Regions from separate parts of the Homo sapiens genome. Here region 1 is linked to region 2. Evidence: read pairs that join two places in POLR2A ChIA-PET (ENCODE). Cell type or tissue: PC-3. All regions are shown on one strand. Each heading gives the region's core, and the rest is flanking DNA. Links, peaks and the distances in the headings are about the cores only. Region 1 overlaps MYO1H (myosin IH). Region 2 overlaps PPTC7 (protein phosphatase targeting COQ7).

Region 1 (15,438 bases), core at 4,286-12,285, 1.1 Mb after region 2:
CTGCCTGCCAAGTAACTCTCTTCTTCTTCTTTTAAAACAACCCACAGCCAGCCGTGAAGTTGCTCTACAACAGAAGTAACAACAAATACTCATATACCAGGTAAGGCGTCAGCCGGGAAAGACAGCTCCATTTACTAGGAAAACCTCCACTCACACCAGCCAGGCCCAGCTCTTCTTCGTACCTTCAGATGAGGATGACCCCTCTGTACCTCTCTGCCTGGATAGATAAGTAGACAGATGGATACAGGGGTATAACTCTGAGCTATAATTCACACATATCATAAAAGTCATCTTTCTAGAGTGTACAGTTATTATTATATTCACAATATGTGGTTTTTATATATTCACAAGTTGTGAGGCCATAACGACTATCTAATTTTAGAACTTTTTCACTGCCTGAAAAGAAACCCTCTATTCGTTAGCAGTCACTCCCCATTTTCCCTCAACCATTGCTTCCCCAACCCCACAGCCCTAGGTAACCACTAATCTGTTTTCTGTCTTGATGAATTTGCCTGTTCTGGACATTTTTATGTGAATGGAATTGCATAATATATGGCCTTTTGTGACCAGATTCCTTCATTCAGCATAATGAGATTACCTAAGAGGTTTTCAAGGTTTATCCATGTTGTAGCATGAATCAATACTTCATTCCTTTTTATGGCAGAATAATATTCCACAGTGTAGACCACATTTTCTTTACCCATTCATCAGTTGATGGACATTTGGGTTGTTTGCACTTTTTGGCTATTGTGTGTAATGCTGTTATGAACATTCATGCAAAGTCTCTATGTGGACTTACGTTTTCATTTCTCTGGGAACAGAATTGCTGGGTCATGTGGTAATTCTATGTTTAATCATTCGAGGACCTGCCAAACTGTTTTCTAAAGTGGCTGCACCATTTTACATTCCCACCAGCAATATATGCAGGTTTCTAGAATGCCATTTGGCCCTTGAAAACATGTGGCTCTAACTCAGGAACTTGAGGGATGCAGGGAGGATTTAATCAGGTTACTCAAGATCTTTAAAAAGACCTAGGATATAGAGTCTCCCTTGGGCAGTGCCATTCTGCTCCTCTTGGGGCTCGGTGAGGTGCTCTCCTCCACCTGGTGCCTGTGCCCAGAGGCTGTCACTCAAGCACAATGGTTAGGAGCACTCAGGCTTAGGGGCCAGGGCTGTCTTTTGGGGGGCGTGTCTGCCATTTATTAGGTTCAGCCTTGAGCAATTACCTAATTTCTCTGATCCTCACTTTCCTTCTTGAGTGATGGAGATTGGAGTGCCTTTGTCATGGGATTATTGTGAGGTTGAAATGAGGTAGTGGAGAAAGTGGGCTCAGTAGGGCCCTGCGTGTAGAAGGGCCCAGCAAATGATGGCAGTTTTTACCAGCTTGTGGTCACCGTATCAAATGCTCTTTTGCAGCAATTCTGACGACAATATGTTGAAAAACATTGAACTGTTTGATAAGCTGTCTCTGCGCTTTAACGGAAGGGTCCTGTTCATAAAGGATGTTATTGGGGATGAAATCTGCTGCTGGTCCTTTTATGGTCAGGGCCGGAAGATTGCTGAAGTCTGTTGTACCTCCATCGTCTATGCCACTGAGAAGAAACAGACCAAGGTAAGAGCCTCGAGAGGACAGTTTGGAGTGGCTGTTCTGAAACACACACCTATAGAACTTCCTTTCACTTGAGCCCAATACAGAGGGAAATGCTTTTAAAATGCTTTGCTTGCCTTGTGATTGCTCATCCTTAAAATATTTATCTTTTAGGCCCTGCAAGGAGCCAAATGTAGGGTTCATCTGGCATTCCTTTAGCTCCCTACCTTGCTGGCTTCCTTCCAAGCATGCTTGACTCCCTGACTGGGCTGGACTCTGGGGATGTGTTTTTATATCATCCTCTCCAAACCAGTAGGCTTGACCTATCCTTTGACTTCTCCCACCATGCCGTTCCACAAAGCTGGATTGCTCTGCATAGTGCTGCTAGAGATCTGGCCCCCCCTTAATTGAATTTGCCTGCCCTTTTGGGGCTCTGCAATTGGGTTTTCTGTCTTTTTAAACTTTTAATTCACATTATACACTCTGTCATTTCTTTAACGTGTCTAAGGGAATTCTGGCTATCCAGTGACATGCAGCAGGTCTGCTGTGGGCCGACGGTCATGCCTCTTGTCACCCTTGCACAGGAGTCTTAAGAGCCTGAGCCTGTAGGTCACTTACCCAGGTTACTATTGTCCCTGCAGCTTTTGGGGCCACAGTTCTGCATGATTCTGTAGCTGACCTCGAACAAAAAGCAAATGAGAAGAAATCATCACATCACAAAGTAGAAACCAGAGTCTTTTTTTTTTTTAACTTATTATTGAAAATTGAAGCCATACACAGAATTATAGTGTGGTGATTTCCCCTGTGCCATCACGCCACGTCAAGGGCCATCAGCTTGGGCACTCTCACTCAGTCTGTATCTACTCCTCCTCCCCAGCACTCACAGGATGAATTTGACAACATATTTTATTCCTAAGCATTCAAAATCTATCCTAAAAGAATAGATATTGTTCTTAAGGTAGCCAAGAAGTGCTAAACACTGAGGTTCTTTTTGCTTTCAAAGATCCCGGGGGCAGGGGGTGAACCAGAATCATCTGCCTCTCTCTCCACATTGGCAAGACATCATGCCCCTTTTCTCCTGTGAACTGTTTTTTTTTTTTCAGGGCTGTGAATTCTTCCTGTAATTAGACCCCCATTCTGTCATGGTTTGATTTTTTAAAAATATACCTGGGCTGCCTCTGCCCTTGGGTAGTAAGAGGAGAGTCACCATATTGATTAAGCTTTAAAAGATTAAGACTTCTCATTTTTAGAGCTTAATAAGGAACAAGGGGATTTAGAGACCACATGGTCTGATCCCAACTGTTTCTAGATTAGCAGACAGGTTCAGGAGTGGCATGTTCTTGTGTTTGTAAAGCTAGTTAGTGGCAGAGCCAGGATGGGAAGCCAAGGGCCTCTTTCTTTTCTCTTTGTTTTGAGAGAGAGTGTTGCTCTGTCACCCAGGCTTGAGTACAGTGACACAATCATAGCTCAATGCAGCCTTGAACTCCTGGGCTCAAGTGATCCTCCTGCCTCAGCCTCCTGAGTAGCTGGGTCCACAGGTGCATGCTACTACACCTGGCTCATTTTATTTATTTTTGTAGGGACTGGCTTTCACTATGTTGCCCAGGCTGGTCTCGACCTCCTGGCCTCAAGTGGTCCTTCTACCTTGGCCTCCCAAAGTGTTGGGATTACAGGCATGAGCCACTGCACCCAGCCCATATCACTCTCCTCTCCTGTCTCATCTCCACTCTGTTATTGAGCCCTGCTGGTAAGTTGTGTTTTTGTTTGAGGTTGTTGGTTATTGTATTTGTCAGTTCTCAAGTGCTCATTTGGTTTTTCTGTCTCCTTGCTGAGACTCCCTATGTTTCCATTTGCTCTAAGAGCATTGGCCCTTACTTACTGGAACAGGTTAATAATAGCTGCTGCCAGGTCTTTGTCAGGTAATTCCAAAACCTTGTGTCACCTTGGCGCTAGCATCTGTGAGTTATTTCCCACAGGAGTTGAGAATTTCTTGGTTCTTGTGTATTGAGAAATTTTGATTGTATCCTAAACATTTTGAATATTGTTAAAGGACTCCAGGCCTTGTTTAAATCCTAGGGAGAACATTGATGTTTTTGTTTTAGCAGGCAATTGACCCAGTTGGGCTCAGGCTGCAAGCTCTAACCAGCCTTCTGTAGTTTGTAGTTGCGGTGACAGTTTGATTTTCAAAGCCTTCAAATCTGTCCTAGCTGTGTGCCATGCTGTGGCCCGTCTGTCCTGGGCAGTATCTCTTGCAGCATTCAGTTCTTTCAGTCTGCGTATGCAGTTTAGGGGTAGATCTTGCAGCTGGGTGTGGGTCTAGGAGTTCATATACAACTTCACAGGCTGCTTTCTCAAGCTCCTCTTCTCCGCAGTTCTCTAAGCTTCCCTGGAGTCCCCTTCTCTGATCGGCCAGCCAGAAAGCTGGGGGTTTGGTTATTCCCCCTTTGCCACCCACTTTCTGTAACCATGCCTGTATTTTGGGCCCAGGAGCATGAAGATAGAAAAAGCAACCAGATTCTCCCAATCCTGCTGAGACCACAGCTCTTCTCATCAGAAAAGAAGGTTCCTTCCCTCAGAGTTTTGACTCCTGCAGTCTCTGGTTGCTGCCACAGGAATGCTCAGGTCTGGGTGCAAGAAAATAAAGAAAAGGACTGAGCATGGTGGCTCACACCTGTAATCCCGCACTTTGGGAGGCCAAAGCAGAAGGATTGCTTGAGTCCAGGAGTTTAAGACCAGCCTGGGCAACATAGCAACACCCCTGTCTCTACCAAAAATTTTTTAAAAAATAGCTGGGCATGGTGGTGTGTGCCTGTAGTCTAAACTACTTGGGAGGCTGAGGTGGGAGAATCATTTAAGCCCAGTAGTTCAAGACCAGCCTGGGCAACATAGCAACACACTCATCTCTACAAAAAGTTAGTTGGGCATGGTGATGCATGCCTATAGTCTCAACTACTTGGGGAGGCTGAGGTGGGAGAATCATTTGAGCCTAGGCGTTCAAGGCTGCAGTGAGCTATGATTGTGCCACTGCACTCCAGCCTGGGTGACAGAGCAACACTCCCTCTCAAAACAAAAAAGAGAAAAGAAAGAGGCCCTTGGACTCCCGTCCTGGCTCTGCCCCTAACCAGCTTCACAAACACAAGAACACGCCACTCCTGAACCTGGTCTGTGAATCAAGAAACAGTTGGGATCAGACCATGTGGTCTCTAAATCCCCTTGCTCCTTATTAAGCTCTAAAAATGAGAAGTCTTAAAATTTTAAAGCTTAATTAGCCAGATCCCATATCTTTTAAAAAAAAAGGAAAGAAAACCAGGATTTCCTCCCAGCCTCTCTGCCTGTTAGACTCTGTTGGCCTCCCTGGCCACTAGAGACCTTCTGGAGGTCTTCTGTCCTGGTGCCATTTCAGGGTTTCAGGCTGCATCAGTGCTGGCAGCAGCAAACAGTAAACTCACTGTTGGGCATTACTCCAAATTCTGTTGTTTCCCCCATCTGCCTGCCATGATTTACTTCTGAGTCCACAGTTAGCTGCTGTGTGCATCCCATTCTGGCTTTGTAGTGTCAGTGAGGAAGACGGGGTAGAGTGTGCCTGCTCCATTTTTCCCAGAACCTCCGAATTCCACCCTGAAAGTGGAGTCTAGTCTGATCAAATGTGTGGGACCTGCTTATGTGGCCCTCTTCCTGTTCATCACACCTTAACCCTGAAGGGCAATGAGCAAACACAATGATTTGCCAAACAGCAGAAGGGCTCATGCCCATTTCGTGGGAGTCCCCAGCTGGACCCTGTACAAAAAACTGCTTTAGAGACTGCTTTAAGGTGTGGAAGGACTTCTGTGCAAGGTTGCAGCTCTGTTAGGAGAAGCATATTAGCACTGACCTAAATGGCCATCCAAGTATGGTTAATTGCATTGTCGTATTTATAATTCCTTGATACAGAATGATCTCTAGGTTAAGTTAGGCACAAGAGGAAGACATGTACAACTCTGTGTGGTGGGCCACCTTGTGTGTTTTTTGAAGTGTGTGAATAAATATGTGTATTACACATATTTACATGCACAGAATCTTTGAGAGGGTAAAATGATGAGAAACTGTACCTTTAAGAAGGGAAACTAGGGGCAGGGAGACCTGTTTCTCTGCATCCCCTTGATTTTCTGTGCATTTAGCACCACATGTAAGTGTTGCCATTGAAAATATCAGTTTATTTAAAAATAATACTGGTGGCCTTCAGCAGAATCCCAGGGGCCTGATTTAGCCTGGCGGCCCTGCTTAAAGTCCAGGTGTTGGCAGAGGGGGTGGGCCATAACTTACCTGCCCTGTATACTGTGGGAACACAGGTGGAGTTTCCCGAAGCCCGGATTTATGAGGAGACCCTGAACATTTTGCTGTATGAGGCCCAGGATGGCCGGGGACCTGACAATGCGCTCCTGGAGGCCACAGGCGGGGCGGCGGGGCGCTCCCACCACCTGGACGAGGACGAGGAGCGGGAGCGGATCGAGCGCGTGCGGAGGATCCACATCAAGCGCCCTGATGACCGGGCCCACCTCCACCAGTGAGCAGGCAAGAGACCGAGCCGCCCTCCTCTCACCGCCCCCACTCCCTGCCGTGCTACACCCAGATCCTGTGCAGGCTGCCGGGCCCCTTCTGCTTCCCTTGGAGCCTGGAGATACTTTTGTAACAAGCCAGATGATTATTTTGGTATTGCTTGACAAGGCAAATTGATTGTCTTGACCCAGGCGTATGACCCCTGTCGTTGAACAAGCTGTGTCTAAGATCTCTACTTTTCATGAGAATCTGAGACTCTTTGGAGCCAGGCTTTCTCGGTTCTCAGAGGAAAAGTATGAATGAGTGTGAAGTGTATGTGAGAACTTTTGTTTGCAATATTTATTTTTGTGGGTGTCGACTTCCTATGTGGGCTTTTTGGGTGACACTCCCTTAAGGGTTCAGTTTGACAATTCTGAGAGTTGTCCTGCAGTTGGAGGCCACCAGAGGTATCTGAGCTCCCTGCTTCCTATTTCATAATCCTCCAGCCCCAGCAGGTCCACTCCTGGTTCCTGTGTGTTTGGCCCGGGCACAATCCCCACTGCTTTGCTAGACGTGCTTTCTGCCATGTGGCTTTGGGCCTAGAGCTTGTTGATAATTGCAGCTTGTGGCAGTGGAAATATGGCTGAATGAGCGTCTAAATCGTTGAGACCAGTGCAACTTTGGGTGCAAGGCTTTGTTTAGGGATCAAGCCTTTTGCCACCTTGGGCTGGTCTTTGGCCTGGTGCTCACTGGGACCCCATATGTCTGCGTAGGAGCAGAACTTTCCATGGCAGTAAGTGTCCAGCTCTGTTTCTGGTTCTTTCCCCAACTCCAGCCCCGTCCAGTTGTTCTCCTGATTGACCCGACTCCACTCCAGGAAGGCCATCTGACCCTGTGACAGGCATAGCTCATAAACTACCCCTCCCTGGGATCCCGCTCCTCTTCAGCCTCCTTCCCCATGAAGCTGGGCTAACTTTCTAAGTCATTTTGCTTAGAAATTCAGTGTGGCCCATACCCTTTGTCCTCCCAGCCTGGCATCCAGGCAGGGACACCCTCACACCACCAGCCCCAGGGAGCTTCCCTGCTATAAACACAGACCCCCTTGTCTTTGCCTCTGATTTTTACACAGTGTAGAGTGGCCAGCAGTGAACAGGTTGAGGATGTGCGGGTAGATAGATAACTTTGGGTCTGGTTTGTGTCTGTGTTCATGTTTGTTTAAGGGATATGTGTGACTGTGGGTGGGGACGTGTGCTTGTGGGGCACAGGTGGCGGCCCCTGCTGGAGCCCGGCTGGGCGCAGCGCCTATGTAGGACGGGTGTTCTCAGTGACCTACCTCCCAGGCTCCTCTGCACCTGCAAAGGAACAGGAGTGAGTCGTGACTGACAGGGGTGGTTGAGACTAGACTAGGTAGAGTAGTTACCAGGAGATGTGAATGTGCGTCAGGTGATGGATGGGTTTGTCAAGGGAATCGTTACCGTTTTATACCAAAGGTATTAACATGGGCAGCCTTTGACACATGTATTCCAAAAACGAGTTTATATTTTCAAACGGTTTTTACAGCTTAGACTTTGTACTTACTGCCCTGCCTGTGACAGTTGTATGCCTTCATTTTGTATCCAACAGCAAAGTCTACAATAAAACTTTAAAACAATCATGACTGAATGTCAAAATCGTGTATTGGGCAGATGCTTTTTAAACTGTCGTGTGAGAAACTTTTATATTAGGCCATTTGGATTTTATTAAGTGCTAAGGAAAGAGGGCTTACAAAATGTTTCGTAAATATTTTATACTGTTTAAGTGTTAAACACCAACCCTGTCTTTCTTTTGGGTTGAGCTTTTTTAGAAAGTCGAAGTGAATGTTGGCCAGGAAAATGGAAAAGCCATTGTATAAATTTTTTTTTGAGGCGGAGTCTTGCTCTATTGGCCAGGCTGGAGTGTAGTGGCACCATCTCCACTTACCACAACTTGTGCCTCCTGGGTTCAAGCGATTCTGCTGCCTCAGCCTCCCGAGTAGCTGGGATTGCAGGTACCCATCAGCCCATGCCCAGCTAATTTTGTATTTTTAGTAGAGATGGGGTTTCACCATGTTGGCCAGGCTGGTCTTGAACTCCTGACCCTGTGATCCGACCACCTTGGCCTCCCAAAGTGCTGGGATTACAGGTGTGAGTCACCACACCTGGCTGCATAGTGTTTTAAATGTTTGTGTGAAGAATGAGTTTGTGGAACAATTTGATTTGCTGTGGCCTCTATGCCTAATGAGCTAGTGTTTCTGGCAGCTCTCTCTACCCAACTTTGCACTTGTAGTTTTGAGTCTTTGTCTCTCTGGAATATGAACAGGTTTATAAAACATTCCATGGTGAACAATTCTGTCGGCTGCATTATAGCCATGAGTGAATAGACAGCATTGGCTGGTCCAAGCTCTGTTATTGAGTATACAAGGAACTGATTTTTCTTATGTTAGCACTAAGGGCAAAAACCAATATTTATAATGTAAGCACTATCCAGGTAAAACACTGGCCCAAGATTTGGTAAAGAGATTTCATTGCAATGTAATAACTACAGTTTTTTACAAATTGGAACAGCTTTGGTGTGTCGTAATCAAGGGTTTTTTTTGTTTGTTTGTTTCAAATAAGCCATCTGATTGTGGTGACTGGGGCCCATGTCCAAGACAATTCCTGGCATATTCTGTCACCCTCCCGTGGGGCGATCACTGTGTGGGGACCCCATTCCCCAGTTAAAGTGTGTCTCTGTACCTTACAACAGCGATTCAGGACCCAAGTGTGAACAACACTCAGCCCGCCCTCTGGAGCGTGTGCTGTCTTTAGGGCCCTACCCAAAGTCACTGTAACAGTTAAGTGTGTCATTAACCTTTCTGTCTCTTTGCGCCATAAAAAAATGCTCAAAGTTTTAGATGTAGCCACTGTATGTTGTACAAACGTTGGCGACATGTAAAATAAAAGTCATAAAATGCTTCTGTTTTCTGGCTCTTTTCAGGCATGCCCGGCATAACCAGGCCCCTAAAATCGGTTTACAACAAAGGCAGGGCCCCCACGTTCTGCCTCAGCCCCTTAAAGTCGCTCCAGGTGGAAGGGAAAAGACAGTCATGTTTCTGTAGTGTTTGTTTGAATTCAAACACCAAAAGGAAGTCTTGGGGTCAAAGGCTGCCTGGCTCATGAAAAAGTGAATCAGCTGGTGTTACCACTGATTTGCTATTATGGGGCAGAGGGCTTCAGTTCACCAAACCCAATCCCTTGACACATGTGAGTTCCATTTATTTAAAGCAAAATTCAAATTTCACAGCTTTAGGAAATTTCCTTTACTTAGTCTCAGACCATGCACAGTAAGTCATCGATAGGTTCTTGGAAGCTGAGACTTGAAGCAAAACCATGAGGCTAATGGATGTAAACAAGAGTTAAATTCCTACAGCATGTTGCTGGGCACAAAAACATCACCCAATTTCTAAATAAAGACCAAAGCACTTCTCATATTAAACTGTGAAATACATGAGCTACACGTATATTTAATTAAATCAAAAATAAGACCATATTACCTAAGTTTTGGTGAATCGGTAAGTGATGGTGGTCACAGTGGTGGCCGCATACATCAGTAAATAAACGCTTGCAAAGGTGAGATTATACGGAGCCCCTCCCCAGTCACAAGCGTGGCAGGCTCGCTACACGCTTTTGCGCTGTGGCATTTATTGTCCATTTGTGTGCTCATATGCTTTATATACATTTTTATTTTACAATAAAATTTGTATTCATTCGTTCTCCAACCTGCACGTTCAGGGTTGCAGATGGCCAGAGCCCAATCCCAGCAGCTCAGGGCAGAAGGCGGGACCCACCCTGGACAGGATGTCCTCCTCTCACGGGGCTCACGCACCCACACTCACTCAGACTGGGACCGCATAGACACGCCAGTGCACCTGACACACACACCTTGGGGACGTGGGAGGAAACCAGAGCACCCAGAAGAAACCCAGAGACATGGGGAGAACATACAGACTCCACCCAGACAGTGGCCCTGCCCAGGAATCAGATGTCTTATCAACATATAACGAAATGTTATTTGAGAACTTGCTGTACACAGTATTTCATCATGTCTCAGGGCAGCTTGACAGAGGTAGAGAATCTTGCCCACCCTCTAATGACACGTTGGACTGCGCACTGAACATAGATCCTGTCGAGGGTGTTTAGAATTGCGCCTTCGGGTGACCTGGGGTCTGCTTCCAGAAGGTGACATTTTAAATAAGGTGCCATGGGGCAGCTGAGGAGCTGGGATTAGGCTTTGGCCTAACGCCCCTCAGTTTCTTCAGATGTGATCTGTTAGTGCTGCGGGCCTGGTACCTTGAAGAGGTAGCTAACTGGATCCAATCCCCACTTCCCCTGTAGTTTCCTCAGTTGGAGCAAAAATGGCGATGGTAGAGGTCAGACGTCATCCTCTATCAGGACTTCCTCCGGACTGACACCTGGGAGAGAGTCACACTTCGGTTTACAGCCCTTCCCCGCTCCCTTTGCGCAAAAGGAAACAGTTATCACCTCAACTGTCACCATTAGCAAGGTGGGTGTGGAGGGCCTGTGAGAAGCCAGTGCCACCTCCCATGAGACAAGCCAGACTTAGAAACTGGCTCATCGAGGCCTGTCAGCCTCTTCAGCCAGAACCAGTCAGGGAGGAAGATGGACTCCGTGTGACTCCAGAGGAGAGAGACACAGTCTCTGGGGTGTCACTTTTAAGACAGTGTGTAAACTAAAAAGACACCTTATAGTCTACATCCAAAATGATCCTTATTTTAACTTGTCCCCAAAGGAGTTCATTGTGTCTAGGGGCAATTATTTTATATCTACAAAATGATTTTATTTTTTTGAGATGGAGTCTCACTCTATCGCCCAGGCTGGAGTGTAGTGGTGCGATCTCAGCTCACTGCAACCTCCGCCTCCTGTGTTCAAGCAATTCTCCTGCCTCAGCCTCCCTGAGTATCTGGAACTATAGGCATGTGCCACCATGCTCAACTAATTTTTGTATTTTTAGTAGAGACGGAGTTCACCATGTTGGCCAGACTGGTCTCGAACTCCTGACCTCAGGTGATCTGCCCATCTCGGCCTCCCAAAGTGCTGGGATTATAGGCGTGAGCCACCGCGCCGGGCCTGCAAAATGACTTTATAGGTAAATCCACTTAAATTTAAATGTGTATGAGACACTCCATGTTCACAGACCATTTTTTAATTAATTTGTATCAAAATTCTTCCTATAATACAAGATACATTTTAAAGATTCAGCTCCCTCTGCTTTTAACATGTCGTTTTCAGCAAAACTGGATCAAAACAAGCTCCGTGTACTAGCAGCCAGCGAGGACCACTGGGACCCTCAGCCCAGCATGGGCACAGTCAGGGAAGGCAGCGTACTTGTGTGCTCAGGCTAGACTTCTCCCTAACGTAGCCATGGTTCCCAAACCTCTGTGCTTGTTAGATCCATTTTATACCAAAGGTATTAACATGGGCAGCCTTTGACACATGTATTCCAAAAAGCAACTTTATATTTTCTTACATATTTTTTACACATTTCTTTCTTACATATTTTTCTTACGTTTATATTTTCTTGCATCCTGAAGCCTAAGCCGCACCTCCAACCAATTAAGTCTCAGTATCTGGGTGGGACACAAGCGCATTGATTTCCACGTGGGGGGAAGTTATGGATAGTTATGGATAACTGTAATAAGCGTGAAGCCTTTATCCAGTGAAAAGTTAGACTCTGCTATTTGGGAAGTGTCTCATGTCAGCTTCTGGTTCACTGACAAGGATGGTTAAGCTTTTTTTCTTTTCTCATTCAGTGTTTAGATGTGTGTATCTCTATATCAGTTTCTTCCTGTCTTACAGATGTAGAATTAGGAATAGAGGGCAGAAATGAACTATTAATAGCTTATGATTCCAGTCAATCTACAGGACTGAAATTGGTAGAACTTTAACTTATATTCTCATCTAAAACGGCTTACTTCCCTCCCAGAGACGGCCACTCACCACTGTTAATTGTCCATTTTTATTTTTATAGACTTGTTCTTCCAGTCCAGTGTCGAAAACTATTGTGCCTTCTTTTCCCGGACTAATAAAAAACTGTAAACTTAAAATACACAAAGTGACACATTACTGACATACTGTATTTTCTTCTCTCAACCTTTGGTCTACAGAAGAAATTCACTTATTAAATTCTACTAGTTTCAAGATCAAATTCCTGTTTTATTACAGTGTTTTATTGCATATTTGAGGAAAGGAAGAATGCTGTTGCCACAGCTGGGCAACTTACATGTTTCTGTAGTTACCATGAGATCAAATGAGCACATTCAGTTCTTCAAAGGGTCAGTTGATGTCTATGGAACTACTTCCATATCACACTGAAACTCTGAGGGGCTGAGTATTCCCTCAGGTACAGCAACACAAAGACAACACATTTCAAAGCACTCAACTCTCTCTCCTTATTCCACCTACAAATGTGCTCTGGTTGTTAAAACTTGGAACAGCACAGGATGAGGGAAAAGAAACAGCTCTCCAGGATATCCTGCCTTCACTGACTTCATTTCTCTGAAGGCCAAGATCCCAGGGATGAAGACGGAAAAAAGTTACTTATGGGAAGGGGCGAGGATGTAACACTAGAGGCTTCTCACCCCTTACTGGTAGAGATGGTGCTTGATTACGTTGGAAGCAGGAGGCAAGCAGGAGTGAAAACAATATTTGCATCTTCCCCGATCTGTAATTTTTTTTTTTTTTTGAGACATTGTCTATCTCTGTTGCCCAGGCTGGAGTGCAGTGGTGTGATCTTGGCTCATTGCAACCTCCGCTTCCTGGGTTCAAGGGATTCTCGTGCCTCAGGCCTCCCAAGTATCTGGGATTACAAGTGTGCACCACCAAACCCGGCTAATCTTTGTATTCTTAGTAGAAACGGGGTTTCACCATTTTGGCCAGGCTGGTCTTGAACTCCTAGCCTCAAGTTATCTGCTCACCTCAGCCTCCCAAAGTGCTGGGATTATAGGCATGAGCCACCACGCTCGGCCTTAATAAACATTTTAACATTGAATTACTTCCTGAGCTGAAGATGAAGCCACCTACCTTCCTTGAACAACATTGACAATGTTCTCCTTCTTAACCAGCATGACGAGTTTAGTAACTGCTTCAAACACGTGTCCACACTGCAAAACGGCATCCCCCTGGGGTGGGGAGGAGACAAGGCATAATTTCAGTATTCACAGCTTAAAGAAACAGACACTCCAATAGAGAAGTTTCACGGTGGTCAACTTAACATTTTGGCAGTGTATTGTTTCTGTCTTTTAGTAGAGACTGGTGGCTGTCAATTACCTTTTGCTTGCTGTCCTCTGGTGAAACATGAATGACTAAGATTCCATCACTCAGATTGCTAGTGGAGACACCTTAAGACAGATCCAGAGTTAGGAGCCAAGAACTAGAGAGCTTGACATTAGTACAGAGGAAGAAGAGATACGCCCAGGGGCTGCCCAACACCACACTTCATTCTCCTAGCTGGGCCCAGAAGGATGAAGGGCATACTTTAGAAATCTTAGCCTGCTAGTGGGCTCTGATCACCGTGGAAGCAGACTATTGCCCAACCTGGGTACTTGAGTAAAGTGGTGCTATTAATATTTATGCCAGAATAAGGGTGCAGTCCAGGCTGGGCAACGCTAGGGGAGGAGGGCAGATGGTTTTGTTTTTTGTTTTTTTTTTTGAGCCAGAGTCTCACTTTGCCACCCAGGCTGGAGTGTGTGGCACAATCATAGCTCACTGCAGCTTCGAATTCCCAGGCTCAAGTGATCCTCCTGCCTCAGCCTTCCGAGTAGCTGAGACTACAGGTGTGCATCACTACCCCGGGGTTTATGGGCACCCTACACTTGTGTTTCCCATTTGGGAGCTTCATTACTGGGCTTTCCAGTAGTTGAGTCAACTCAGTGCATTGTTTTAAAGATTGCCCACTTCTTACCTTTGAGAGCTGAGTACTCTATTTTCTGCTTGATTTTGGCAAGTTCCACCACGTAAGCTGCTTTCTGAGTAAGAATGAGTTGCCGCTGCCGTGCTTTGAAGCCTTTTCTGTCATATTTAATGACCGGGACACCATACTGCAAGGGGAAGGTGACTTCACCAGGGAAGGTGGGGCAGAGTACCGAGTTTCTTGCTACTCAGACACCGGTAAAGTGATGTCAAGCATTTAGAAAAGCTCAAACAGATTTTGCGTGTATGTGTGTGTGTGTGTGTGTGTGTGTGTGTGTGTGTGTGTATATACACACATATATACGTACACATACATACACACATATATACGTACACATATATACACACATATATACGTACACATATACACACACATATACGTACACATATACACACACATATACGTACACATATACACACACATATACGTACACATATACACACATATACGTACACATATACACACATACGTACACATATACACACACATACGTACACATATACACACATATATACGTACACATATACACACATATACGTACACATATATACACACATACGTACACATATATACACACATACGTACACATATATACACACACACACACACACATATATATATATATATATATTTTTTTTTTTTTCCTGGCTCTCTGCATGATGGGGATTTGGATCCCTAGCTCTGCCTACCTGCGTTGCCCTCTGAGGAAGTCAAGGCTATGGCTGCCTGCCTTGCAGGTCTGCTCTGATGGTCAGAGATGAAAACTCTCACAGCCACAGTGTAATCCAATCCAGTCACAGTGGCTTCTATTCCCCAGGGAACAAAAAAAAAAAAAAAAAAAAAAAGAGCAGACACTGGCACACACGATCACCAGGGCTTCACCTGCTGCTGCGTGCCAGGCAGCAGCCTGAGCACCTCTCGCCCACCGACTCATTCATCCTCTCAGTAAACCCATCATCCTCATTCACAGAAGATCAGAGGCACCAAGAGCTTAAGTGACCTGCCCAGGATCTCACGGCTGCTACGTTCAAAGCAAGTGTCAGTGCCCAGGCACTATGCCACACTGCCTCTCACCAATAAGGGGGTGTTTCGTGATTAAGTTCATGGCTACACTTCATTCAATTTTGTAGGAAAGCAAACCAAGACAGTTTCTAGGGTGACGGAGGTGTCATGAGAACAGCAGCCATTATCTAATCATCATTTGTTCCCCATCATCTTAGTTAATACCCAAAGCATCACAGTTGAGAGCCCCAGCTGCCCAGCTGCACCCCTGCATTTAAATAGTGCGCCCTTTATGGAGAAAGGGGACCCTGCTCTTAGACTCGATGAGGGAATCCTGTTTGAGACTG
Region 2 (15,438 bases), core at 2,708-10,707:
CAGTGGTGTGATCTCCGCTCACTTCAACCTCCGCCTCCTGGGTTCAAGCAATTCTCCTTCCTTAGCCTTCCGTGTAGCTGGGATTACAGGTGCCCGCCACCATGCCCGGCTAATTTTTGTATTTTTAGTAGAGATGGGGTTTCACCATGTTGGCCAGGCTGGTCTTGAACTCCAGACCTCAAGTGATCTGTCCACCTTGGCCACCCAAAGTGTTGGGATTACAGGCGTGAGCCACTGCACCTGGCTTTTTTTGAGGGGGGGGGGCGGGGACAGGGTCTTGCTGTGTTGCCCAGGCTGGAGTGCAGTAGCTATTCTCTACACAGGTGTAGTTGTAGTGCACTGCAGCCTCGACCTCCCGGACTGAAGCCATCCTTCTGCCTCAGCCTCTCAAGTAGTTGAGACTACAGGCTTGAGCCACCTTGCCTGGCAGCCTTCTCTTTGAATGGCCTGTTAGAGGAACATCTTGTAGCGAGTTCTGACCCAGGGAATGACACCTTGTGAAACGCTAGGATCCATTACTAGGTTCAATCCCTTTGGAGTTTTTGGCTGAAAGTTTGTATACCAGATATTGGTGTTCTAACTTTTCAGTGTGGTCAGCTGAATTCATTGTTTATTGGTTGCTTCCTATTAGTCCCTGACAGTTGTTTTAAAGACCAATGAACAAAACAGACTTCAACCCTGATGTTTCATAGTCCTGTGGGGAAGGCAAACATGCACAGGACTGGTGTGAAAGAATATGCATGAGGGCCAGGCGTGGTGGCTCACGCCTGTAATCCCAGCACTTTGGGAGGCCGAGGTGGGCGGATCACGAGGTCAGGAGATCGAGACCATCCTGGCTAACATGGTGAAACCCCATCTCTACTAAAAATACAAAAAATTAGCCGGGCGTGGTGGCAGGCGCCTGTAGTCCCAGCTACTCAGGAGGCTGAGGCAGGAGAATGACGTGAACCCGGGAGGCGGAGCTTGCAGTGAGCCGAGATCGCGGCACTGCACTCCAGCCTGGGTGACAGAGCAAGACTCCGTCTCAAAAAAAAAAAAAAAAACGCATGAGATTGTAGGGGCACAACGTCAGGCCTTAAGAGAAGGGTTTTTCAGTAAGCTGAGGCAAATGAGAAGAATGGGAATACTCCAGATTGAGGGCTCAGCAAAGGCAAAGTAGATCCCCAAAACTACAGCTGTTTCATGGCTGGTAGGGTCGGCATAGGGGTCAGTGTTGAGAATTGATGTTAGAAAATAGACTGAGACTAAATTATCATGTTAAGGAATTGGGTGGGTTTTTTGTTTGGTTTGGTTTGTTTTTTGGGGGGTGGGTGGGGAGGAAGCTGTAGAAAGAGGTCTTTGCTTTTGAAGAGGCAGCACATTCAAATGGTACAGAATTTAAAAGGTGTTCAGAATTCAAGAGTGCACAGTGAAGTCTCATCACCCTTGTCTCCAAGCTACAAAGTCCTCTCAAGAGGCAACCAGTACTAGTTTCTGTGTATCCTTCTAAAGAATATTTCACATATACAAGCAAATAAATACATATTACATGGAAGGTATTTGACTAGAGGAGTAACATGGACATTGCAGTGTTGTAAAAAACAAATCGATACAGAGGGTGTAATGGGAGAACAGGAGGCAAAAGACCAGTTACGAAGCTACTGAAATTGTCTGAGCTAGAAAGGGCTTTACCTAGGGCAGTGGGAAGTAGTTGAGCTTCAGACTCATGGTAGGCTTGGTGATAATTGGTCAGAGGATAAAAGAGAAAGAGGAGTGGAAATTGAGTTAGAGGTTTTGCACTTGGAAGATGCCTTAAGGGTTCTAAGCCTGGAAGTATGTATGGGTAGCTGGGCTGCCATTAATTAGGGTGGGAAATGCAAAAGGAAGGATCAAGTTTGGGAACAGAAAATGGGATTGCTTGGTACAAGAGGCATTTTACAGGCAGAACCATCAGGCTTGTGGAATGCTTCCATCCAGCTGGACCATTGATTCTCATTAGAATCGCCTGTGCTGAGAGGCCTAGGCCCACCCTGGCCACACCGATTCAGGGAGTAGGGCTGGGGTTCCATAGGTAATCTCATTGTGCAGCAAGGGTGGGGAATCATTGAGCCAGGTACTAGGCCAGCCAGTGGGGATGAAACAACGGTTAGCTGTGTGAGACTCAGCCCTTTGGAGGCTCACAATGTACAGGGGAAGAAAAGAGAAGGGAAGATCGCTATAAAGGCACTGGTATTATTGTAGTGACGAAGAAAATGGTTAGGCCCATGTATGTATTCCTCATAGTTTTAGGATTTCCCATGTAAAATGAGAAATCTTTGAGTTGGAATCCTGACACAGGAGGCAGCAGGCTCTGAAGTATTTGCTAAGTAAGGTTACTTCAGAGTCCTTCTGGGGAAAATATTCTTTTCAAAGTGCAGGTAAATCCTTTTTTCCTTGTTATTTTTGGAGACAAATATATGTTTATTAGTACTTGAAAATGTTACTATTGAATGTTTAATGGAATATTGAATGGTGGTGGATGTGTGACTGAAAGAGCTGAATGGACTACTTATCTTTTATGCATTATCTCTGAGTGGGCATTGTCTTTTGGTTGTGACCACAGACTAGTGTTTGTAGAGCTGGCAGCCTACAAACATGGGTCAAAGACTCTTTTTTTTCTGATTGCTGCAGTCTAGGCTGGTCTGTTTGCTGCTCGCCAGCCTTTCTTAGAGATAGGCATAACTCTAACTTGCTGAATGTTGGCTGTGAGCGGAGCACTGGTAGATGTTCTGAAGAGGTTATCCTCGTTCCTCACACCGGCCCTGTGAAATCGAGGATACGACTCCATTCACAGGTGAAGCTACTGAAGCTCAGAGAGCTGCCCAAGGCCATGCTTAGCACATCTTGTTCTGGGGCTGGAGTTTGAACCCAGATCTGCCTCCAGAGCCTGTGTCCTTGCTCAGTATCCCACACTGCCTTTCCAGTTAGAAAAGATCATTTTAGATTTTCTTTTAGGGAGGTGATTTTGGCTGATTGTGACTTCTACTTAGTTATTAGCTATTGCTTTTGTTTTAATTAAGGGGTTTTGCTTAACTGTTAACTATTAGTTAAAACAAAAACTTAACAAGCCTTGTTGAGTTTGGTAGCCTCAGGCCAGCCTTTCCTTCCAGGGACTCCTAAATGCCGTAAGCTCTGCACTGCATTGTTTGCGCTGATTAATGGTGAGAGGTTCCTGGCATGAATGTAATAGACATTTACCTGGAGGTCAAGTTTCCCTGCTCTTGGAACCCTCACCTGCTATGACTTGTACTTTATTCATGTAAGTCAGAATCCTAGGGAATTGCTCAAAATGCCTGTCTTGTCAGCCTCCTCTCCTACAACTCATTTTCTTTCATCCTTCAAGGCTCATTTCAGACACTTCTTCATTAATCCTTTTGATTCCTTCAGCTATGCATAATCTGACCTTCTTTGCTTTTGTTTTTATTGGTGCATATTTTACTTTATTATAGTCATATATCTTGAATCTCCCTAAACTGTCCTCCCCAACCAAAATCATCACTTCATTTTAAGTTCCCATATGCAGGAAATATTTTATTACATATAAATCTTTAGCTCCCTTTCACCATAGTGTCTTGCATACAGTAAATGTCCAATAGAATGTTTTGAATAGTTTTAATATTAAATGTGAGTATAGAATGTGGTTTTTACCTGATTTACATAAATAGTTCTTGTCATCCTTCCCATGAAAGTAACATTACTCATTGCTAAAAAATTGGAAAGTATGGGCCAGGCACGGTGGCTCACGCCTGTAATCCCAGCACTTTGGGAGGCCAAGGCGGGATGGATCACAAGGTCAGGAGTTCAAGACCAGCCTGGCCAAGATGGTGAAACCCCGTCTCTACTAAAAATACAAAACTTATCCCAGCATGGTGGTGGGCGCCTGTAATCCCAGCTACTCAGGAGGCTGAGGCAGAGAATCGCTTGAACCTGGGAGGCGGAGGTTGCAGTGAGCCAAGTTCATGCCACTGCACTCCAGCCTGGGCGACAGAGCGAGACTCCGTCTGAAAAACGAAACAAAACAAAAAAAGTATGAAAAAGAAAAAAAAAGTACTCATTGTCCTACTACTCAAAGATCATTACTTAGTTGAACAATGTATAGAGTAAAAAATATAGGCCAGGCGTGGTGGGTAATCCCAGCACTTTGGGAGGCTGAGGCGGGTGGATCACCTCAGGTCAGAAGTTTGAGACCAGCCTGGCTGACATGGTGAAACCCCGTCTCTACTAAAAATTCAAAAAATGAACCGGGCATGGTGACGGGTGCCTGTAATCCCAGCTACTCAGGAGGCCGAGGCAGGAGAGTCTCCTAAACCCAGGAGGTGGAGGTTGCAGTGAGCCAAGATTGTGCCATCACACTCCATCCTGGACGACAAAAGTGAAATTCCATCTCAAAAAAAAAAAACAATGTATATATACACATATACATATACGTGTATATATATATAACGTGTATGTATATATACACATATACATATACGTGTATATATATATAACGTGTATGTATATATATACGTGTATATATATGTGTATATAAATTAGTGTTCAGAAATTAAGAGACAGTTCTACACTTGGCAGGCTATTCAAAGGAATGATGTTCTCGTTTAAAGGAAAAAAAAAGTTACATTTGTGCCAGGCCGCATGTGACTATAGACCTCTCCCAGAGGGTGCCTATTTTAGTCAAGGCCAGCCCTTATTTTTATAGAGGGTGAAGAAAGCAGTGGGTAAATAGTATCTTCTTTGGGGTTAGGTCAAGGATATATGGCTTGTCATAAATATCAGGTTGACAAGAATTCTAGATCTAATCTTGTAAATTATAAACAGAAGGAAAATCTTCTCCCCAGCCTAAAGGGCCAGTACAAGTAGGCATATATCAGATAGCTGGTCTTAATTGCTTGTTACTTCCTTACTTAATTTTTGAATTATTTGGTATTATGTGACATTTTCTAACACCTGAAAACAAACTGAAGCCACAGCTTTAATAGAGGCCCTTACTTCTGTAACATAATTAGTGCCCTGTCTCTGCTATTCATAACTTACAATAAGTATGACCTCCCAGATGATTTGTTTGTTGCCTCCTCCTGTCCAGAAACATTGCTAACAGCATTTGGCATTTGAGGAAGATACTGTTGCAGGCCAGAAAGGAGTGAAGTGACCTTTTCAGTAACTTAACCTTCAACTCTGCAGTTTGTGGAAGGCAGACCAGTGATTCATACCAAGTTTGTAATTTGCACAAGTTCCCAAGCCACAGTTGAGCCAGAATAGATAATTCCACATTAAGTATTGGTATTTAAACAGAATTATTGAAGTTAAAGGAAGAACATTTTTATTTTTAAAAGGATGACTTTAAGTTTCTTTGCCTTCACACAATTGTTTCCTAATCCTCATGTCAGCACTTTTCACTGCTTTTTAAGACAAGGCAACTGCCCAGAATAGTCTGGAAATTATCTTCTCTAGTTAATGAAGTATTCTAGACATAGGTGTAAGTGTATGTGGAGGCTCATTAATTTGATTAATTCTTAAGTTGTCTCATAATTACTAAGCTAGCAAGGAATAGCTAACTATTTTGTTTGGAATTCTCAAACACAAAATGAACCGCTTACTACAGCTTTGATTTTGTTGTTTGAGTTTTGCCTATAGTTTCCATTTTCACACTTTTTTTTTTTTTTGAGACAGATTTTCGCTCTTGTTGCCCAGGCTGGCGTGCAGTGGCGCAGTCTCGGCTCACCACAACCTCTGCCTCCCAGGTTCAAGGGATTCTACTGCCTCAGTCTCCTGAGTAGCTGGGATTACAGGCATGTGCTACCACGCCTGGCTAATTTTGATTTTTAATAGAAATGGGGTTTCACCATGTTGGCCAGGCTGGTCTTGAACTCCTGACCTCAGGTGATCCACCTGCCTTGGCCTCCCAAAGTGCTGGGATTACAGGCGTAAGCCACCTCATGCGGCCATTTTCACATGTTTTATTACAGGGTTGAACTTTTCAGTCCATCCTTTGAGCTTCATTACCTTCACTTTTGAATTAACTTCTGCTTAGAGATCTTGTTCTTGACGTAGTCTTGATCTCTGGAGAATCAAAAGACACAGATTTCATTGTGATTAATGTGGAATGGAAACTTCTTTTTTCTTCTTCTTCTTTTTTTTTTTTTTTTTTTTTTTTTTGAGATGGAGTCTCACTCACCCTGTCGCCCAGGCTGGAGTGCAATGGCGCAATCTTTGCTTACTGCAATCTCTGCCTCCCAGGTTCAGGCAATTCTGTCTCAGCCTCCCAAGTAGCTGAGACTACAGGTGCCTACCACCAAGTCCAGCTAATTTTTGTATTTTTAGTAGAGACAGGGTTTTGCCATGTTGGCCAGGCTGGTCTCGAACTCCTGACCTCAGGTGATCCACCCGCCTCGACCTCCCAAAGTGCTGGGATTATAGGCATGAGCCACCGCGACTGGCCAGAAACATCTTTCTTCTTTTTTTTTTTCCTCTTCTTTTTTCTTTTTTGAGACAGAGTCTCGCTTTGTCACCCAGGCTGGAGTGCAGTGGCTCAATCACAGCTCACTGCAACCTCTGCTTCCTGGGTTCAAGCGATTCTCCTGCCTCAGTTACCCAGCTAGGTGGTATTACAGTCATGCGCCACCATACCTGGGTCATTTTTGTATTTTTAGTAGAGATGAAGTTTCACCATGTTAGCCAGGCTGGTCTCAAACTCCTGACCTCAAGTGATCTGTTTACCTCAGCCTCCCAAAGTGCGGGATTATAGGTGTGAGCCACTGCACTGGGCCGGAAACTTCTTGCAAAGGGAGTATTTCACTTGCTTGTTAAAACAGGAAGTGCAGCATAATCTATATAATTTTACCTCCATAGAACTGAAAGGACTGTTGTTAGTCAAAAAGCACATGACATTTTTCTGTATAACTTGACAGAATATATTTGTTGAATATATTTTTTCAGTCATCCTGCTTTTCATTCATTTTGGATTTTTTTTTTTTTTTTTTTTTTTTTTTTTTGAGATGGAGTCTCAATCTGTTGCCCAGGCTGGAGTGCAGTGGTGCGATCTCAGCTCCCTGTGCAACCTCCGCCTCCTGGGTTCAAACGATTCTCCTGCCTCAGCCTTCCGAGTAGCTGGGACTACAGGCATGCGCCACCAGGCATGGCTAATTTTTTTCATTTTTAAAATAGAGACAGTGTCTTGCTCTTTCACCCAGACTGGATTGCAGTGGCACAGTGATAGCTCACTGCAGCCTCAACCTCCTGGCTCAAGCGACTCTCCGTTTGGGATAATTATTTGCAGATACAACATTTCACAGTCTTGAATCACAGGGGAGTGTTTTTTGTTTTGTTGGGGTTTTTTTTGAGGCAGGTCTTGCTGTGTCACCCAGGCTCATGTACAGTGGCACGATCACAGCTCCCGGGCTCAAGTGATCCTTCTACCCCTGTCCCCCAAGCAGCTCGGACCACAGGTGTGTGCCACCATGCCTGGCTAATTTTTTGTATTTTTAGTAGAGACGGAGGTTTTACCATGTTGCCCAGGTTGCTCTTGAACTCCTGAGCTTAAATGATACACCCGCCTCAGCCTCCCACAGTGCTGGGATTACAGGCATGAGCCACTGCACCCCGTCGGGAGCGTTCTTAAGTGCCCAAATAGTTGAGGTTTAAGAAATGTTGATATAGGCTGGATGCGGTTGCTCATGCCTGTAATCCCAGAACTTTAGGAGCCCAAGGCTGTGTTGGGGGGCAATCACTTGAGGTCAGGAGTTTGAGACCAGCCTGGCCAACATGGCGAAACCCCATGTCTGTATTACAGATAGAAAAATTAGCCAAGCATGGTGGTGGGTGCCTGTAATACCAGCTACTCGGGAGGCTGAGGCAGGAGAGTCACTTGAACCTGGGAGGCGAAGGTTGCAGTGACCTGAGATTGCGCCACTGCACTCCAGCCTAGGCCACAGAGTGAGACTCCATCTCAAAAAAGAAAGAAAGAAAAAAAAAAGAAATGTTGATATAAATGTGATCTGTTCCATTGGATAGGAAATTGAGTTTCTACTCTGATCTCATTTTTTTTCTAGTTACAGTGCTTCATGCTGTGATGTCTTTAGACAAATGAGGCTGGCTCTGAGAACACTAAAGTCTTTGAAAAGCCTCAGCATCTGAAAAGATGCCTGTCGTACTGCAATAAATATTGCTTAGCCCCCTTTCTCATTAGATGGCCCCTTACTGCAGAAAGTCTGTAAAAGCAGATACCCTTATTCCTTAGAGTGCAGAGGGTCTCCTGATACTTCTGTTATTCAATTATTGTGATCCTGCCAGATTCTTATTCAGTTTCTCCTCTAGAGTTTCAACTCACTATCAAGTACCCATCCTAGTAGGCAGGAGATGTGTTTCACTGATGGAAAGACAATCCATGTAGAGCCAGTATGCTTCTTTGGAATGCGAGGCTTGATGTAAGATGCCTTGAGATCATCAAAGATGCAAGGAATAAAGCTATTACCTTTGGATACTACTTAATATTTGAAATTCTTCCAGAGTGTACATTAAATACATTTTTGGACAAAATCAAATTGTTTTTCTTCATTGATGCTTATATTAAAATTGAAGTTTAGTATTTATTCTCTAGGCATCGCGTTCTTCTAGAAAACGTTTGCTTTGTAGGTAACTGCATGTCAGTCTGAAGATGAGTGCAGTAGGAGGGGTTTAAAATAATTGCAACATCATGTTGATGGCTGTTAATGGAGGACAGGACTGGAGACGCTCTTGCTGATTTTGACTAGTTCAGAAGTCTTTCTTATAGTAAGCCTTTTGCAATTACACAGTTAGGTGACTGTGTAATTGGGAAGATAGGATTTTTAAGATAGCTATCATTTGGTTATAACTACCTTTTTTTATTTTTTATTTTTTGAGACAGGGTCTCGCTCTGTCGCTCAGGCTGAAGTGCAAGTAGTGTGATCACAGCTCATTGCAGCATTGACCTCCTGGACTCAAGCAGTCCTCCCACCCTCAGCCTCCTGTTTAGCTGGAACTACAGGTGTGTGCCACCATCCCTGGCTGATTTTTAAATTTTTTTGTAGAGACGGGTTTTGCTATGTTGCCTAGGCTGGTCTCGAATTCCTTGGCTCAAACAATCCTCCTACCTCAGCCTCCCAATATGCTGGGATTACAGGTATGAGCTACCACGCCTGGTCATAACTACCATTTTACATGGTTATACCATTTTGGCAAAGACAAAAACATGTTAATTAGAAAAATGAAAATTGCTTAAGAATTTTCTTCTTGGCTGGGCTCAGTGGCCCATTCCTGTAATTCTAGCATTTTGGGAGGCCGAAGCAGGAGGATCACTTCAGCCTAGGAGTTCAAGACCACCCTGGGCAACATGGCGAGGACCCATCCCTACAAAAAATAAATAGCTGGGTATGGTGGCACATGCCTGTAGTCCCAGATATTCAGGAGGCTGAAATGGGAGAATCTCTTGAGCTCAGGAGTTTGAGGCCGCAGTGAGCTATTACTACACCACTGCATTCCAGTCTGGGTGACAGAGTGAGACCCCATTTCTTTTTTTTTTTTTTTTTTTTCCCCTGAGGCTGAGTCTTGCTCTGTCGCCCAGGCTGGGGTGCAGTGATGCAATCTTGGCTCATTGCAACCTCCACCTCCCAGGTTCAAGTGATTCTCCTGCCTCAGCATCCCAAGAAGCTGGGATTACAGGCACGCACCACCACACCCAGCTAATTTTTGTATTTTTAGTAGAGACGGGGTTTCACCATGTTGGACAGGCTGGTCTTGAAATCCTGACCTCAAGTGATCTGCCCACCTCGGCCTCCCAAAGTGCTGGGATTACAGGCGTGAACCACCACGCTGGGCCCGAGACCCCATTTCTTAAAAAAAAAAAAAAATTTTTTTCTTCTTATAAACACTTAATGATGGCAGACACCCAGAATTACTCTTTTTGCTTCCCTTTTTAACTCTTAACTGTAGAAACCAGGCATGGTGATTTGTGCTTGTAATCCCAGCACTTTGGGAGACTGAGGCAGGAGGATCACTTGACCCCAGGAGTTTGAGACCAGCCTGGGCAACATAATGAGACCGCATCTCTACAAAAAAAATTTTTAAAAAAATGAGTTGTGTGTGTTGGTGCATTCCTGTAGTCATAGCTACTCTGGAGGCTGAAGTGGGAGGATCCCTTGAGCCCAGGAGTTCAAAGTTGCAGTGAGCTGTGTTTGCACCACTGCACTCCAGCCTGGGTGACAGAGCAGGATGCTGTTAAAAAAAGAAAAAGGGAAAAAGCATCAGTCTATGGAAAACTTAATAAAATACTTTGTAAAAACATAAATACTGTAACTATTTTCTAATTGCTCGTTTTGCTTCATAAAACTGACATTTCCATTGAAAAGATAAAACTAGCCTGGGCACGGTGGTTCACACCTGTAATCCCAGCACTTTGGGAGGCCGAGGCGGGCGGATCATGAAGTCAAGAGTTTGAGAACATCCTGGCCAACACGGTGAAACCCCGTCTCTACTAAAAATACAAAAAATTAGCGGAGCGTGGTAGCTACTTGGGGGGCTGAGGCGGGAGAATCACTTGAACCTGGGAAGCGGAGGTTGCAGTGAGCCAATATCGCACCACTGCACTCCAGCCTGGGCGACAGAGCGAGACTCCGTCTCAAAAAACAAAAACAAACAAAAACACTAAAGGATTTTTCTGTGCCCTATGGTCTCTTCTCAATCTTTTGCTCAGCTATTTCTGATATGTAACCATTATCTTAATCTAATAGTGATTTTAATTGGATTTTGGGTCAAGGGAAACACTTAAGCTAGATGTGTGCTCACAGAATGTTATTAATGGAGACATAAGATGATTACAGTGAATTAAAGGAAATAGCTTCTATATTCGGTGCAACCTCTTTATCTTGGCATTCAAGGCCCTTCTAGTCATTAATTCAGCCTCCTTTTTAGCTTCACTTCTCTCTACCTCCATAGAGATTATATCATTCTGACAAACTGGATACCCTACCACTAAGGTATCAATTCTCAGATTTTCTGGCCCCAACTTGCCTTGCCAGCCGCAAACTCATAGTTCCTCACTTTATACACAACACTTCCACAAAGATGCCCTGCTGGCACCTGAAGTTTGACATACCCAAGACAGAATTAAATGTCTTTTAAAGGCATTTACACACCCTTGCCAACTGTAGAATAATCTAATCAATATTTTCTAATTCCCCAAATCCAGAAACAGTAGTTCCCTCTTATTTGAGGTTTCAATTACCCACTGATGTGTTTTGGCATTGTCCCCACTCAAATTTCATCTTGAATTGTAGTTCCCATAATAATCCCCATAAACCCTCATGCTGCTATTGTGATAGTGAAGTTTTCATAAGATCTGATGGTTTTATAAGGGGCTTTTCCCCCTTTGCTCAGCACTTCTCTCTCCTGCTGCCATGTGAAGAAGGATGTGTTTGCTTCCCCTTCTGCCATGATTGTAAGTTTCCTGAGGCCTCCCCAGCCATGCAGAACTGTGACTCAATTAAACCTCCGTCTTTTATAAATTACCTAGTCTCAGGTATTTCTTCATAGCAGCATGAGAATGGACTAATATACCCACATTACCTAACAATAATACAGACAGAGACCACATTCACACAACATTTATTATAGTATATTGTTATAATTATTCTGTTTTATTATCGTTGTTAACCTCTTGAGTATGCCTAATATATGTGTTAAACTTGGCCAGATCCTGTGGCTCATGCCCATAATCTCGGCACTTTGGGAGGCCAAGGTGTGAGATTGCTTGAGCCCAGAAGTTTGAGACCAGCCTGGACAACATAGTGAGACCCTGTTTCTACAAAAACTTAAAAAAAAAAGTAGCGGGGTGTATCAGGGTGTGTCTGTAATCCCAGCTACTAAGGAGGCTGAGGTGGGAGGAATACTTGAGCCCAGGAGTTCAAGACTGCAGTGAGCTATGATCAGGCCACTACTCCAGCCTGGGCTAGAGTGAGACCCCATCTCTTAAAAGAAAACAAAACTACTACTAAGTCATTTTAGTTTTTCTTTTGTTGGTACTAAGTTTTTGGAATCCAGAATGTATTTTACACTTCATAGCAAGCACTTCTCAATCCAAACAAGTGAGATTTTAGACTCAATAGCCACATGTGGCTAGTGGCTCCCATGTTAGACAGCACAGGTCAGTAGCATAAAGAACTTTAGAGTTCTTGAACTGGCATTCTTGATTTTCTACAACTTTCGCTACTGCCCTTCATTTTTCAGCTTCTCCCTGCTCACCCAAGCCCCAGCATCTAGTTGTCTGCCTTTCTTTTCCTCTTGTTATCCTTCCCTGCCGTGGAAATCTGGCTGACCCCTGCCAGGGCCTATCCGAATGCCACTTTCAGAGCAGGCTGGCACTGTTCTTGAGGCGCTGCATTCTCGTGGTGTCCGTAAGCACTAACCACTGGCTGTTGACCCTCCTGCAGCAGTGTTTATGGGAGCCGTTTGTCTGGTTTCTCTGTGAGAAGTCTAGCACCCCACTAGCAGGGGAGCTTCTCAGAGACCGGCTTTCTCAGCCGTCTTATTTCCTAGCGCAGCATGCACAATGTGGTGGTCCACGTGTGGCCTCCATTTGCTCTTAGGGTATTCTTATTCTTATCCTTTGCTGTTTGATAGTTGTGTTCCTGACATCTTTGGGATCTTAAGCAATTTCTCCTTTAACAGTTTTCTTTACCTTTGACATGTATTCTGAATGAAATTTCCCTTTATATCTGGATCAGTTCCACTGTTTAAAGGGTATTCTTGCTCTTTGCAGTCTGAAGCTTTTGCTTATGCAATAGAGGACATATTAATTTCTGTGTAGAAACAACCACCTAATATGAATAAAATTAGGTTTCATATGTACGTGTAGTAGGTTATTCTAGTTTTAGTCTGATTCTCATCCCAAATACAACTCTTCCCCTTATATAATTTAGTTATATATATGCACTGTATTAAGGCTTTTTTCCCTGCAGCTTTATTGAAGAGTTTATATGCTTTTTGAATTTCTCTCTCCCCTAAAGAGATTTGGTCAGTGGTGTTTTGCTTGGCATCCTTTGCCCGTGTAAAAAAGCAAACAGGTGCCCAAAAGGTTGTGCTGTATTCTGGGAGAAATCTGATTAATGTTGAAGGGCTGTGTCAGGTCAGACTCAACCTGCTGACAGATTATTTAGTGAGTGCGAGGATCGAGGATCAACTCTAAACGTTATCTTAGATTTTAATGGTTTTCTTGTGAAGAGCATTTGCAGATGAAACCAATTTGTATTTAAAGTTAATTGTAGTTGTACCAGAGACTACTTAAGAAGAAATTCTTCCCTGAAGCAGGCAGTGGTTTGAAAAGAATGAATGATTCATCAGATAGTGTTGCAAGGCTTATAATTATATTCTGTGTTTTAACATAAATTGTTGTGTTTTAAATTATGGTGAAATCTTACTCCTAGTAAAATAAGAGTTTCTCCAAAGAAGTTCCTATTGAAATGATCTTAAATTCTTTTAATATAAGTTTCCCAAACCTCTTCACAACTCCTTGAAAAACAATGAAATGTGCTGTTCCTTGTAAGATAGATCCCTAGTTAGCCCGGTTGCTTCTCTTTCCCTCACCCCTCAATCCACGTGTTCTGTTTCATGGATACCAAATGTCTGCACGCCTCTAACCACACTGCCAGCAGATTGCGAGTGGACTATGAAATGGATCTCTTACTTAAACTCCTTCCGCTCTTGCTCTCCACACAGCAGGCAAAAGGGTCTTTTTTCTTTTTAAACTTGTTATCATTGTTATTATTTAAATGTTGTGTTATGGAAAATTTCAAATATATATCAAAGTAGAGAGATGGGTGTTCTTCTTATTCAGCTTCAACAACGATCCATTCATGGCCAGTCTTCTTTCATCTGTGCTTCTGTCACTCCCCCTTCAACCCCTTAAATATTTTGAAACGAATCCCAGAGTTTTTATTACTTTAATTAGCTAATTTGGAATTGCCCTGTCATGAAATTTGGTTTATTGGTTGGTCACATAGGTGGGGAAAGTTGCTGTCCCAGTGGTGATACACTATTTGTTGCCTTCTTTATGTCTTCCAATTCTGTTTCCTCTTACTTTTTCACGATGTGTTCCCTTTCTTTTTGTTAACTGCCATCCCCAGAGAAATAGTTTCACATGTCCAATTCATGTTAAGCCAATTTTTCAGGGATGTATATATAGGCACTCTGCTACTTTTGTACCAAATACATTCTTAAAGTTGAATGTACAAAAAATAAATGTGTGTATGGGAAGGATGTTTCATGCTCAGAAAGTTTTAAAAATTAAAAAATCCCTGTTTTAAAAAATCATATGATACATGCTCATGATAAAAATAAAATTAATACAGAATGGTATGAAGTAAAAGGCAAAAATTCCCATTTTGTTCATGGATCGTTTTCAGTTCCTTATTTCTAAAGCAACCATTGCTAATATTTCTTATGGATCCTTCCAGAAAGGCCATTTAAAGCCTTAATAATGTATATTTTTGACATTTTCTCTCAGTGTCTTTGAATTTAGTAGATAGAAATTGGTTTTAGTGTTGGAAAGAATAGCTTGGTGTTTTGCAAGAGTTTGAGTAGAAGATTGTATGATGGCTTTGATATTTTATTGACTTTCATAAACACTAATTTCCTCTTGATAAAGGAGCTCTAAGCAGACTCTGAACTCATCAGCAACTCTTTGGGCCTACGAAAATCTCTATACTAGTACTATCCAGTAGAAATATAATGTGAGCCACATATGTAATTTTAAATTTCCTAATATTCATATTAACTAAAAATAAAAAGAGGCCAGGCATGGTGGCTCACGCCTGTAATCCAAGCATTTTGGGAGGCTGAGGCAGGAGGATCACTTGAGCCCAGGAGTTCAAAATAAGCCTGGGCAATACAGTGAGATCCTGACTCTGTATTGCCAGACAAACAAAAACTAGCTGGGTGTGGTGGCATGACCCCGTAGTCCTTGCTACTCAGGAGGCTGAGGTAGGAGGATCACTTAAGCCTGGGAGTTCAAGACTGCAATGAGCTGTGATTGTAACACTACACTCCAACCTGGACAACAGAACAAGCCACTGTCTCTAAAAATAATAATAGTTAATTTTTTAAAAGGTGAAATTTGGCCGGATGCAGTGGCCGATGCTTATAATCCCAGCACCTTGGGAGGCCGAGATGGGCAGATCACTTGAAGTCAGGAGTTTGAGACCAGCCTGGCCAACATGGCAAAACCCTGTCTCTACTAAAAATGCAAGTCAGGTGTGGTGTCGAGCACCTGTAGTCCCAGCTAGGGAGGCTGAAGCAGGAGAATCACTTGAACCTGGGAGGCAGAGGTTGCCATGAGCTGAGATCACGCCACTGTACTCCAGCAGCCTGGGCGACAGAGCGAGACTCTGTCTCAAAAAAAATAGGTAAATA

Evidence for each region. Peaks named below come from ENCODE experiments on the same cell type or tissue, not always from the same donor. Only the 100,000 strongest peaks of a DNase experiment are listed, where the experiment ranks them.
Region 1: POLR2A ChIA-PET joins it to region 2 with 19 read pairs; 2 of 35 experiments call an interaction of 5 or more read pairs at or near these places.

Annotation. Positions count from the first base shown.
Region 1 is chr12:109,442,292-109,457,729 of GRCh38, reverse strand. It overlaps MYO1H (myosin IH), which reads right to left. Exons shown (of 32, transcript NM_001101421.4): 28 at 14,081-14,216; 29 at 13,447-13,517; 30 at 13,201-13,298; 31 at 12,118-12,217; 32 at 9,351-10,571. The coding sequence ends at 10,548. KCTD10 (potassium channel tetramerization domain containing 10) reads left to right here. Exons shown (of 7, transcript NM_031954.5): 5 at 48-100; 6 at 1,417-1,612; 7 at 5,917-9,075. The coding sequence ends at 6,135. Among named protein-coding and RNA genes, the nearest start is that of KCTD10, 27 kb to the left of the region's middle. In PC-3, for the core only: no CTCF peak of the experiment used is centred there; no DNase peak of the experiment used is centred there; H3K27ac peaks cover 880 bases.
Region 2 is chr12:110,553,859-110,569,296 of GRCh38, reverse strand. All of the region lies in intron 1 of PPTC7 (protein phosphatase targeting COQ7), which reads left to right. Among named protein-coding and RNA genes, the nearest start is that of PPTC7, 22 kb to the left of the region's middle. In PC-3, for the core only: no CTCF peak of the experiment used is centred there; DNase peaks (open chromatin) are centred at 3,216 and 3,726; H3K4me3 peaks cover 409 bases; H3K27ac peaks cover 2,201 bases.